Regions from separate parts of the Homo sapiens genome. Here regions 1 and 2 are each linked to region 3. The links are chromatin contacts, found by Hi-C or POLR2A ChIA-PET in ENCODE. All regions are on one chromosome and are shown on one strand. The core of a region is the stretch at or near the end of the contact, and the rest is flanking DNA. Distances in the headings are between cores, read along the strand shown.

Region 1 (3,915 bases), core at 834-3,333, 5.6 Mb before region 3:
AGTGATTTCTCTCACATAAAATCTCAGCTGGCACGGAGCCTCTTTCACGAAGCCATCCAGTGTCTAGCTGGCTCCCTGTGTCTTGTTTCTCCTCCATCCTCAGTGTTGGCTTCCATCTGGTGTGCCAATGAGCTGTTCTCGATCTTGCCGTTGTCAATTTGACCAGCGAAGAAGGGGAATGGGCTGGAGAGGGAGGAGGCTGTCCCTCCCAACAACCAGGTCACTGCAGGACACCCACTGAATGATCTGATTCAGAGGAGCACAAGCACATGACTTTTCTTATAAACAGGTTTCCTCGTGTAGAGTTTGTACCCTAATAATTTGTTTCTATTGCTGTTATGATAGCACTTCACTCTCTTTTTTTTTTTTTTTTTTTTGAGACGGAGTCCCATTCCATCGCCCAGGCAAGAGTGCAGTGGTGCGATCTCAGCTCACTGCAACCTCTGCCTCCCAGGTTCAAGCCATTCTCCTGCCTCAGCCTCCCGAGTAGCTGGGATTACAGGTGTCCGCCACCACGCCCAGCTAATTTTTGTATTTTTAATAGATATGGGGTTTCACTATGTTGGCCAGGGTAGTCTCGAATTCCTGACCTCCTGACGTCTGCCTCTGCCTCCCAAAGTGTTGAGATTTACAGGTGTCAGCCACTGCACCCGGCCACACTTCCTTCTGTTCTAAGATATATTTAAAAATTTACCTTTGTGATATTTCTGAAGGAGGGACACAGATATCCTCCTATTGACACACACAGTTAACACAGCACTGTTCACCCCACCCCATGGAAAGATGTTATTAAATCAATAATATACATCTTATGATTGATGCTCACTGAGCTTTGAGGGTATACAGTGGCCACAACAATAGACTTATATGTAACACTGCTAATAGGTAATAATAACCACCATCATTTTTGTGAACTTACTATGGGCCAGGTATTGAACTAAGCAGCTCTTACACATATTACCTTGCAGGTTATCTTATTTTTTCCCATTCCACAGATGAGAAATTGAGGCTGAGAAAGGTGTTATTCCACCAGTGAATTATAGCTTCTTATCTTTTCTGACTACCAGTGAGGATGATAACAATTATAAGCGATAAGTCATCTGCCACTTAGGTGAGAGTCAGCCAAGTACAGAACAGAGGAAGGACCAGAAGGACCAGCCTACAAGGACACTATGGTTTGGACAATTATTTTAAAATATGTGTTTTTTGCAAGAATACCAACAGTAACAGCTAACACCCAGTGCGTCCTTACTAGGTGCCTACCTAACGCGGGGGAAGTAGTGGATTCTCAGGGCTATGACACGAGGCAGTGTGTACAGTCAAGGGTTAAATACACGAATTTAGAGCCAAACTCCATGGGTTCGGGCCGAGGCTCTGGCATTCCGGGTGTGTGACTTTTGGTAGGTGATTTGACTCCTCACCTGCAACATAGGGATAGGACCTACCATGAGGCCCTAGTTAGGACTAGGACCTAGTGCGTGTGAAGCACTTGGAGGCGCACAATGTATTTTCATCACTTCAGAAAGGAGGAAACTGAGGCCATGGCACCTGAAGCGCAGCACTCTCTGTCCAGTAACTAAGGAACCCGGGGTCTCTGTCCAGTAACTAAGGCACCTGGACTCGGGCCACTGGGAGGTGCAGCGGCAGAGAAGGGGTTACCATGATAGAGACGGTAGGAGGACCCGGGGTGGCACGAGCGTCCCTCTCCACCACTTCACTCTCCTCACGGCGGGCCCGGGGACCCGGCCGCGCAGGCGCGAGGAGCCCGGGTTGTCGGGGGGGCACCGCCCTAGACACCCGGAAGTCTCCGCCTAACGGGCCCAGCCCGCACCTCCTGTCCGGGAAGGGGGCGGGGCCGAAGCCCCTCGGCGCGGGGCGCCATAGAGCATGGACGGAGGACCTGCGTCCTAGACACTTCCGGAAGTGGCTCCCTCAGGCGCCCGCCGGGCACCACAGAGCTGGGGGCGGTGGCCGGGATAGCGGGCTCGCCTTCCTAGAGCGGCGAGGACAGGGTGGCGGCCCGGGGGGCAGGGAGTAGGGAGAAGGGGGGGAGCGGCGCGGGCGGAAGCGGCCGGGAAGGTCACTTCCGGCCTGGGCGCCCGTCCCCCTGACCCCAGGGTCTGAGTCGCCGCTGCCGCCGCTGCCACCATCCGCGAGGCAGGAGAGAGGAGGAGGAGTGCGGCGCGGCGGCCCCGGGACCAAGGAGGTGAGGGGTGGGGGCGGGGGCCGTGCGCTGGGGGCCAGGTGGGCGCGCGCTTCGGGAAGCTGGGCTTGGGCTGGGGGTGGGTGGGGAGACTGGAGGGCGAGCGCGACTGGGCGGCGGGCGCGCGTGCGCGCTGCTGGGGGGGCGTGAGTGGGCGCGCGGCCGGGGTGACGCGGGCGGGGGGAGTGCGCGTGCGCGCCGAAGAGCTGTGGGAGGGGACGCGCGCCCGGGCGGCCCGCGGGCGGCGAGCGGGGCTGGAGGGGGGGTGCGCGTGCGCGGGTCCGGGTCCAGGGCGCGCGCGTGCGCGTGGCGGGGGCAGGAGCGGGGGCCTCGGTGGGGGTCCCTCTGCTGCGGGCCGTCGGGGGTGGGGCCGCTGTCCGTCCCCCCGAAGTTCCAACTCCGCCGGTCGTGGCCGGAAGTGGTGGCGACTTCGGGGGGAAGTTGAGGCCCAGGTGGGGGAAGGGGCCGCGCGGTTGGGCTGGCCTGGCCGGATACCGCGGCCCCGAGGGCACGGTCTCAGCCCTCGGCCCCCCCAGCCCTTCCTTCCCCTTTTCGAGTCAGCCCGGGTCCCGTTGCTGCCCCGGGCGGGCTGCGCGTGGCCTTTGATCAGGCGGGTAATTACGGGGATTCTGGCCGGCAGGAGGCCCATTCATTCGTCCTTGCTCGGCAGGCGGGGAGGAAGCGCGTCCCCAGCGGGGGAAGTGACTGGGCCAAGGTCAGCCACCGCGTGGCCCACGGGGCAGGGCGAAGGCGGGGACTGGATCGGGTGGCGACTCCTGAGGCCTCCCTCCCCTGTGCCGAGTGGATCAGAGTGGAGCCCCGCCCTCCTGACACCCCACCCCGACCCCCAGTCCAGGGAGCTGACCCCAATTCATGTGGATGAGTGCTCTGGGACCTGCAGAGTCGCACAGAAAAGTGACCCACAGACACAGAAGGCAGGAGTGAGTGGAGGCAGAAGTTTTTCCAGTGCCAGGCCCTGTGCCGGGCACTAGAGACAGGGAGCAGGGAGATGAACAAGGGCTTGGAGTCTGGGTGGAAGGCAGAGACTGAGACCCGGGCGACAGAGTCGCCATCCAAGGTGACCAGACCCCTGATGGAGAGGTCTGGGGGCTGTGGGAGCCAGGGAAGGCATTTTGACCCAGCCCAGTCCGGGGGATGGTCAGGGCTTTAGGGAAGGAATGGCTTGGTCTGCTCTTTGCGGTGTCCTGCTCCCAGGTCCCATGTTGCGCAGTGCTTAGAACCCATCTGGGGATCCGATTGACCCCAGCGCCGGGAAGCACAGTTGCGTTGATCCTGGCTTAGCTCCTCTGAAGACCGTAAGCCTCTTTGGCTAAACGCTGCTGACATTCACCTGCCTGCCTCTGCGCAGTCCCTGTGGTCCTCCGGCCACGCACGGCCTCAGAGAACATCCAGATCAGATTCCTGCTTGCTTATCTCATGTCTTATCCATCCATCCGGGCACCCGGCCTGGCCCCTCCCTGGTGCACTGCCAGAGTGTGTGCAGGCACTGGGTTGTATTCCCCAAGAGCTCTGGGACTGGGCAGGCCTGGGTTCAAGTCCCAGCCCCACCACTCACCTTCGTGGCCTTAGACGAGTAACTTCAGTGCCTTACTTTCCACCAGGACAGAGTGGGAGTGGTAATAATAGTATTGACCTCAGCGGGAAGGCTCTTAATGCTTTCATTTTAGAGCCAGAGCAGACCTCAACAGATG
Region 2 (3,907 bases), core at 601-3,100, 5.1 Mb before region 3:
TCTGTGAGCGGAAGACCCTCCTCTCTAAGCATGGAATTTTACAATTGCAAATATCGCTTACTGCACACCCAGTGTACGCAAAGCCACATGCCACACACTTTACATGTTACCCCATTTAATCTCAGCTCTGCCTCTGACTAGCTGAGCCCTGAGAAAGTTTTTAACTTTTCTGAGCCCTCAGTTTCCTCCCCAGTAGAGGTGGAAATCATTTTGGCCTCACAAGGCTGTTAAAAGGATCCACTTAGTAAAACATGCTAAGAGTTTAGCGAAGAGCCTGGCACACGGTAAGCGCTCAGAGTTTAACTACATCTATCGTTACTATCATCCTTTTTAATCTTCTCAAAATCCGGTAACAAGAAAATAATAATCAGTCTACAAATGGAAAAAAATATATAAACGTATTAAAAGCAGTTACTAAACGACAAAGCAGGTATCTAAACTTCCTGATGTGCTCAACTCCAAAGCCTATGCTCTTGAGCAGTCCATCAACTAAGACAGAGTCAGACCCTCAGTAAACGTTATTGCTTCCCCAGGACACTGTTTCCTAATACAGCCCCTACCCAACTCTAGCCCGGGTTCAAAGGAAAATTCCTCAGCCCTCATTTCGTCCTCCGAACGAGCTAGGAACATGGGCAGCTGAAGCCTGAAAAGAAACAAGTCTCCAATCTTCCCTGGTCCTGTATTTCTTCACAAACTGAAACACGGAGGATTTTTAAAGCGTCTTAACAACTCTCCCACTTCTAATATTATTGGAATCCCTAAGATCAGGGCCCCAGGCTTTTTGTTCTAACCCATCACAATTTTCGATACCCTGAAGGGAACCTGCCTCCCACCTTCCCCGTAAGTGAAGAGTTTAGCGCAGTGGGCCAGATCCCTCTTCCTCCCTCAGAACCTGTTTTCTTATCTCTATATTGAGATCTGAGACTGAGTATTATCAGGTGCCCTGAGATTGGGATTGTAAATGATTTGAGGTTTGTCTCAAACACTCCATATCGCGATTCTCGGGACCGCCAAAAGCCCCGCATATGCAGGATGTGTGCGTGCGGACACTCAAAGAATGCAGATGCTTTTAGGCAACATGTGCCAAACACGTTAATATGAGGCGCCCCACTACCAACAGACGGGGCAGAAACCACCTGGCGGGAGAGATCAGAGCAAATCAGCAAAAAGGAAAAGGGGTACGCGAGGGGCCCGTGGCCTCCAAGCATCCGCCGAAACGGCTCTGCCCTCATCCACGTGAAGGAAGGAAAGGGGCCCCCCCACCAAGTTCTCACAACCGCCATTTTGGAAACAAAGGGGGCGTGGAGACGCTGCCGTGGGCCCGACCGGAAGCGGAAGTGCCAAGGCAGCGGGAGAAAAGAGATTACGGGGACTAACATAATCTCCTTTTCAGAGAAACCAAAAAGATTTTAAAAAACAAAAGTTCACGTCGAGGCATCTGGCGCGCTCGTGCCGCGTCCCCCGCGCCACCTCCGCCAGGACCACGTGGGGCGCAGGGACAGCCGCCGTGCGCATGCGTCACGGGCCCGCGCCCCGCCGCCCCCTTCCCCTCGCCTAGCGCGCGGCGGAACGCTGGGGACGTCACGTGAACGAGGCGCGCGCCACGGAACCAGGGTTGGGGGGCGCCGCGCGGCCGTGAAGTGGGGGGAAGCGAGGGAGAAAATGGCGGGGGGGCAAAGAGCGACGCGAGGAGCCGCCCACACCTCCGCCCCGCGACCCCGGTGCCCTCACCTTGTTTATTCTCGTTGAGCTGCCGCTCGAACTCGTCGAAGTCCGACATGCTGAGGCGGCCGCGTAGGGCCCTGTGCAGCTTTCGCCTCGCCTTGCCGCCCGCTCCAGCCGCTTCGGCTACTTCCGCCGCTGGCTTCGGCTACTTCCGGCCGCCGCCGGCGCTTCGCCACCTCCTACCTAATCAAGCCTCCGGCAGCCCTCCCCGCCCCGCCCGGGCTCCGCCCCCTCACCCGCCCGCCCGCCCGCGAGCTTGCCCCTCCCCCCGAGCCTGGCTCCGAAGCGCCTCGGCTATCTCCGGATACTGGACGAAGGCGAAGCAGGCGGCCGCTTCGGCTGCTTCCGAAAACACCCGAACGTAGGGTTTCGCCGACTTCCCAGGTTTCCGTAACTTTTCCGAGATTATCTCCTCAACGTTCGGAGGTTTCCGTGTGTCCTCGTGTGCCACTGCGCCCAGTCCCCTCTGCGAGTTCGGGTTCTTCCAACAATTCAATCCGTCCCAGTCTTTGGCTTCTTCCACGGACTTGCTCCGATCTTCTCCGCCGGCCCTGTCCAAGCAATCGGCCACTTCCGACAATCCTAACCGTCCCGGCCTTCGGCTCTTTCCGGAGATTTCCGGATCTCGCCCTCGGGCCCCTCCTGGGATTAAGCTCGAGTCCGTGTTTCGGCTCTTTCCGGAGATGCCACTTGCTCACGCCTCCGATCAGAGAACTTCGGCTCCTTCCGCCACCGCTTCGTGAAGGCCTCACTCTCCGGGGACAGCTTCGACTTTTTCCGTGGGTACCTCGGCTCCTTCCGGCTTCGGGAACGGAAAAGGGAAGGAGAACAGAGACGAGATGGATCAGGGGAAGGGATAGAGAAGGGGACGAGGTCCTAGTTCTCGGCACCTGGCTCTCCGGGTGGGGAAAGTGAAAGAAAAAAAGGGCCGGCCTCGCGGAGGGCCTGAGAAGGTTGTGCCAGACAAAAGCAGCAAGAGGGATGAAGGGTGCGCGCGACCGCTGCGGAGGTTGCCAGCGCGGCTTTTTGCGCCTGCGCAGGGTGGAAGCCGCGGGTGAGGGGAAACAGGCTTCTGCGCCTGCGTAAAAGTCGTTCTGTGGCGCGCTCTCCCACTGCTCCCGTGAAGGGGGTTGCGGGGACCAGGTTTCAGTCCCCATTGCGCGTGCGCGAGATTTCCCTTACAACGGTGAAAGTGCTTAATCCCCAGCCGTTAAATCCGGCCACCCTCTTGGTTGTCTCGGCAACCACATCAACGCGCTCCGGCTCTTCCCGCCGCGCAGGCGCGGCAGACGGATCATCTGGCATTACTTCCGGGAGACAGATGATCTGGCGTTACTGCCCCCTGGCGGCCCAACGGAAGTATCCTCCAGACTTGGCCTGGCCGCTAGGTGGCCTCCCTCGCTAGAGGTCATCGACTCACGCCTCTCGCGCCGCGCTCCGGTCTGGGTAGCCCAGCGGGTAGTGTCCACGCTTCTTTTTACTTTTTTTTTTTTTTTTTTGAGACGGAGTCTCTGTCGCCCAGGCTGGAGTGCAGTGGCGCGATCTCGGCTCACTGGAACCTTCGCCTGCCGGGTTCAAGCGATTCTCCTGCCTCAGCCTTCCAAGTAGCTGGGACTACAGGCGCCCGCCACCACACCTGGCTAATTTTTTGTATTTTTAGTAGAGACGGGGTTTCACCGTGTTAGCCAGGATGGTCTCGATCTCCTGAACTCGTGATCCGCCTGCCTCGGCCTCCCAAAGTGCTGGGATTACAGGCGTGAGCCACCGCGCCCGGCTGTGTCCGCGCTTCTTTTCCCGAGCTCTGCCTCCGAGTTTTCTGGGGCGCAGCTGCTTCACTCTCCATCTCTGCCTCCGGGGGGCTAATTACACCGTATCCTACCCGTCCTCCCGCCTGACCACCCACCCCCTTGGAAGCCCCCGCAACCCCGTCACCGTCTTCGGGGCGACGGCCGCCCCCTCCCAGGCACGTCCCCCTCCTAGGAAGAGGCTGAGGCCAAGTTTATTCCAAATTTTCACGTCGTTTTTTAATTTAAATTATCTGAATAATTCTCTGTCTCACGCGGAGTTGGGGAGGTCTGTCCGGGAATCAGGTGGGCAGCTCCTCCGCGGGGCCAGGGCGGAGACGGGGTCTGTACAGTCCCCCACTCGAGGGGGGGGCACCCGCCTGCCTGGTTTTCCAGGA
Region 3 (4,441 bases), core at 1,223-3,722:
GTCTCTGGGTCTGCCCACTGCACCCCCACCCCAGGTCTCTGTCCTCTCCGTCTCTGTCTCCCTTCTCTCTGGGCCTCTGTCCACCCCACTGTGTCTCTGCCCTGCCCCCATCTCTGTCTCCCTACCCCGCAATCTGAGTCTGTCCCCACCTCCTCTCTCTCTGGGTCTCTGTCCCCACCTCCTCTCTCTCTGGGTCTCTGTCCCCCTCTCTCTGGATCTCTAGCCCTCTCCTTTCCCTCTCCCCAGGACAGTCCCTCGTCTCCCGCCTCTTGGCTCAGGGACCAGAACTTGGCCTAGAACTTGTTTTTGTCTGGAATCGTGACCCAGGACGAATGGCAGGGAGCGTGCCCCCTTCCCTGCAGCTCCAGAACCTTGCTGCCCTTGGGGAAAGGTCAGTGACCTTGCCATGGGAGAGTGGAGCTCCCTGAAGCTCCTGTCCTGGCTCTCTTAGCCACTGTGTGATCTCAGGGGTTCCCTGACCCTCTCTGGGCCTTGGTTCAAGCAAATGTGAAACAGGACGAACCCATTCATCTCATTTCGCCTCCCAGGTCAGGGAGAAGAAGGGCAGCCCTCAGTAGACTCGGAGGGAACCTTGGGGAGAAGAGGCCTAATACCTCTCCAAGACCCTCCGCCCTCTTTCCCCTCTCCCAGGCGCCCTGATCTGGTTGTGGAAGTGGCCCATCCCAAAATAATCCATGAATCTGGGGCACAAATCCTGCGCCATGCCAATCTCCTGGTAAGCCCCACCCCAACCATTTACGCAGAGCCCTGCCCCTTCTGTCTTGGTCTCACCCCACCCTGAAGTGGATATCCTTCCCTGACCTCAACCCTCCCCTCCTTCATCCACCCCAGGTGGGGTCCCCCTCAGCTCTAAGTGACCAGACCACAGAGCGGCAGCTCTTGGAGGCCTCACAGCACTGGGACCACGCCGTGTTTGTGGCCCGAGGGGCCCTGTGGGGCGCTGAGGACATCAGGAGATTGGATGCAGCTGGGGGCCTCCGGGTGAGGCCTGCTGGGCTCCCCAGGAACCAGGGGAGGCCTGCAAAGACCCCACTCCCCCTAACCCGGGCTCTTGCTTCCAGAGCCTTCGTGTCACCATGGCCACACACCCCGATGGCTTCCGGCTTGAGGGACCCCTGGCTGCAGCCCACAGCCCTGGGCCTTGCACTGTGCTCTACGAAGGCCCTGTCCGTGGGCTCTGCCCCTTTGCCCCGCGAAATTCCAACACCATGGCGGCGGCTGCCCTGGCTGCCCCCAGCCTGGGCTTCGATGGGGTGATTGGGGTGCTCGTGGCTGATACCAGGTGAGCAGAGCTAAGCAGGGTGTTGGGCTGAGTCCAGGCTCTCCAGACTGACTGCCCCTCTTGTCCCAGCCTCACGGACATGCACGTGGTGGATGTAGAGCTGAGCGGACCCCGGGGCCCCACGGGCCGAAGCTTTGCTGTGCACACCCGCAGAGAGAACCCTGCCGAGCCAGGCGCGGTCACCGGCTCCGCCACCGTCACGGCCTTCTGGCAGAGCCTCCTGGGTGCGGCCAGGCCCCTCTCCCCCGGCCCTGGGCTCCTGTGTTCTGCAGAGCTTGGGGGTCCCGGGCTCTCACTAGTTCTGCAGTTCTGGTTCTGTATTTGTTGACCTTTCTTTCTTTCTGACCTTTATTTCCTTAACCTCTCTCCATGACTTTGAATCCTGGCACTGTAGATGTCTCCATTTGTGCCCGCCTCTGATCGAGACTCTCTCTGTCTCTGTCCACCCCCAGGGCTCTGTCCCGCTCTCTCCGGGTCTTCCTCCACCGCCCCCCTGCCCTGTCCCCTCCTCCCACCACTGCCTCCCCCAGGCGTCTGTCTCCTCATCTCTCCTCTGTCTCATTCGCTCATTCCCCTCTCCCCGCAGCCTGCTGCCAGCTCCCCTCCAGGCCGGGGATCCATCTCTGCTGAGAAGCCTCCTCCCTCCCGAGACAAGATCATCTGCCTGGCCTCTCACCACCACCATCCCACCCCTGCCCTGCCCCACTTCCCCAGGGTCTCCCTTCTGACTCAGTAAAGATCACCGCTGCCTCCCCCCGCACCGCCTGGCGTCTCTGATCCCTTTCCCTTGTGTGACGTCACGCTGCGTCTGCGCACCGCGCATGACGCCATCGCCGGGGGCGAGCACCCATGAGAGCGCGGCGCCAGGAAGCTATCGCGAGAGCCTACCTACTAAGTTTCCTAGAATCTCTGAGCAGTAGTGGGCGCGGCCGTATGCGAAAGAAGGGCCTCTGAGGCGCACTTCCGGGACCTGCCGCGGAGCCCGACGGAAGTTGTAGTGCGGCATTTCCTAGGCCCGACGGCCGACTTCAGGGCCACGCGGCCCGGGCGTTCCGTGTGGAGCAGGAGTCCCGCGGGGCCCCACGGGAGTCGTAGTCCGGCGCGCGGGGATCACCGGGAGCTGTAGTCCGTCCCGCCTGCCCAGTCAGCGCGGTGTTGCCCGCCCCGCACTCGGAGCCCAGAGCCGCCGCCCAGGAAGGGGATGCGGAAACCCCTGGCTCGGTGGAGCGGAGAGGCAGGCGGGGTGAGGGGCGTTGCCAGGCAAAGGGCGAGCGCCGTGGCTGGGGTGCGGGTCGGCGAAGGGCTCCATTCCTTGGTGTCCGGGGAGGGGGCCTGGTTGCTGGGTGATAGGAAGAGGAACTCCTGTTGCTTAGTGACTGGGGAGGGGGCCCCGTTGCCAGGTGACAAGAGCAGAGAGCCTCGCTGCTACATGACCGGGGAAGGGGAGTCTTCTGTTGCTAGGAGACCAGAGGGGACCCTATCACCTAGAGACAGGGGAGGAGGATTCTCTATTGCTAGGTGCTCGGAGGACAGACTTTGTTACCTAGTGCGGTGGGGAGGGGGCTTTGTTGCTAGGTAACCACAGAGCGCCCTGGTTACCTAGGGACGGGGAGGCAGGTTCCTCTGTTGCTAGGTGACCATGATAGGGACCCTTTTACTTAGAGACCTGGTGAGGGTGGTTTTCTGTTGCTAGGGGAGCAGAAGAGACAGCGTTTTTCGTAGGAATAGGAATAAGGGATGGAGGGACGTGTGCTGCCAGGAGACTGCCAGGGAGCGGGGTCAGGGGCCCAGTGTCTTCCTGGGCTGCTCCGAGTCCCAGCTCAATCAATGGCGATGCCCCAAAGGCCTGCTGGGAGGCTGGACCTCTAGATCCCGGGCCCCTGAGGACCTTCTCCCCCTCCCAACCCCCAGCAGGAGCCGAGGACGGCATGTCCCAGGCCCCGGGAGCACAGCCGAGCCCACCCACCGTGTACCACGAACGGCAGCGCCTGGAGCTGTGTGCTGTCCACGCCCTCAACAACGTTCTGCAGCAGCAGCTCTTTAGCCAGGAGGCTGCCGATGAGATCTGCAAGAGGTGACCGTCACCCACCCCAGCCCCTGGAGCAGCAGAGCTCTGGCGGAGTGACCCACCTGGGTCTCGCCGCCAGGCAGGCGCTGAGCCTTGGGGGCTTTCTTCTGCTCCGCGCTCACTTGCCTAAGCTAGACGCTGGGACTCTGGGGAGATGTTGCCTCCTGTGCCTGTCTGTCCCTGTGGCCTCAGCCCCAGCCAGACCTCAATCCAGTGGTTCTTTCTTTTTTTTTTTTTTTTGAGACTGAGTCTCACTCTGTTGCCCAGGCTGGAGTGCAGTTGCGCGATCTCGCTCACTGCGAGCTCGGCCTCCCGGGTTCATGCCATTCTCCTGCCTCAGCCTCCCGAGTAGCTGGGACTACAGGCACCCGCCACCACGCCCGGCTAATTTTTTGTATTTTTAGTAGAGACGGGGTTTCACCATGTTAGCCGGGATGGTCTCAATCTCCTGACCTCGTGATCCACCCGCCTCGGCCTCCCAAAGTGCTAGGATTACAGGCGTGAGCCACTGCACCCGGCCCAGTGGTTCTTTCTTTAGAGACAAGGTCTGGCTGGTCTTGAACTCCTGAGCTTAAGTGATCCTCCCACCTCAGCCTCCCCAGTAGCTGGGATTACAGGCTCACCCAGCTTCAGGCATCTCTTATCTGGGCCCTGTCACAGCTCTCCAGTCCATCCTAAACACGCCCCCGCCCTACTCAGGGCCCTCCTCATAGCGGAGGCCGAGCCTGCCTCCGCATCTTCAGCCCTCACGGCCCCCCTCAAACCAGACTCTCCACTCCCGTGAGCCCTTCTGTGCGGCCTCTGGGCTTCCAGGTACTTCTTTCTGCCCGGCATGGCTTCCTTCTCTGCCAGCATGGAATGTTCCTCTTCACTATTCACAATGTCCAACATCACTCTTTGGCCGGGCGCAGTGGCTCACACCTGTAATCCCAACACTTTGGGAGGCTGAGGCGGGTGGATCACTTGAGGTCAGGAATTCCAGACCAGCCTGGCCAACAGGGCGAAACCCCGTCTCTACTAAAAAATAAAAATAAATAAAAAATAAAATTAGCTGGGCGTGGTGGCACATG

Evidence for each region. A loop is a pair of places that touch in the nucleus more often than their neighbours do. ChIA-PET counts read pairs that join two places held with the same protein, here RNA polymerase II (POLR2A). Pooled maps may share reads with other maps.
Region 1: a map of ascending aorta shows a loop between it and region 3 (6-fold over the local background). The contact joins the promoter of ZNF787 here to the promoter of JOSD2 in region 3. A Hi-C loop is called at or near these places in 2 of 168 maps with a recorded cell type or tissue (ascending aorta and naive thymus-derived CD4-positive, alpha-beta T cell) and 9 of 50 pooled maps.
Region 2: a map of naive thymus-derived CD4-positive, alpha-beta T cell shows a loop between it and region 3 (31-fold over the local background). The contact joins the promoter of U2AF2 here to the promoter of JOSD2 in region 3. A Hi-C loop is called at or near these places in 1 of 168 maps with a recorded cell type or tissue (naive thymus-derived CD4-positive, alpha-beta T cell) and 6 of 50 pooled maps. POLR2A ChIA-PET finds 5 or more read pairs at or near these places in 1 of 52 experiments (B cell).

The regions. Positions count from the first base shown.
Region 1 is chr19:56,119,463-56,123,377 of GRCh38, reverse strand. ZNF787 (zinc finger protein 787) reads left to right here and starts at 2,083. Exons shown (of 3, transcript NM_001002836.4): 1 at 2,083-2,206. LOC124904772 (a long non-coding RNA gene) reads right to left here and starts at 1,768. Exons shown (of 2, transcript XR_007067348.1): 1 at 1,446-1,768. RefSeq lists silencers at 1,587-1,956, 2,047-2,166, 2,177-2,256, 2,547-2,866, 2,947-2,996 and enhancers at 1,601-2,316, 2,744-3,038.
Region 2 is chr19:55,652,978-55,656,884 of GRCh38, reverse strand. It overlaps U2AF2 (U2 small nuclear RNA auxiliary factor 2), which reads right to left and starts at 1,850. Exons shown (of 12, transcript NM_007279.3): 1 at 1,732-1,850. The coding sequence starts at 1,780. CCDC106 (coiled-coil domain containing 106) reads right to left here. Exons shown (of 5, transcript NM_001370470.1): 5 at 3,724-3,907. RefSeq lists enhancers at 1,025-1,104, 2,055-2,724 and silencers at 1,465-1,604, 1,815-1,864, 1,955-2,004.
Region 3 is chr19:50,509,222-50,513,662 of GRCh38, reverse strand. JOSD2 (Josephin domain containing 2) reads left to right here and starts at 2,472. Exons shown (of 5, transcript NM_001270639.2): 1 at 2,472-2,546; 2 at 3,215-3,377. The coding sequence starts at 3,232. It overlaps ASPDH (aspartate dehydrogenase domain containing), which reads left to right. Exons shown (of 7, transcript NM_001114598.2): 2 at 247-391; 3 at 652-736; 4 at 853-1,002; 5 at 1,083-1,303; 6 at 1,373-1,527; 7 at 1,890-2,060. The coding sequence ends at 1,933. It overlaps LOC124904747 (a long non-coding RNA gene), which reads right to left and starts at 2,245. Exons shown (of 3, transcript XR_007067300.1): 1 at 2,192-2,245. RefSeq lists enhancers at 1,278-1,867, 2,171-2,290, 2,785-3,291, 3,292-3,799 and a silencer at 2,491-2,620.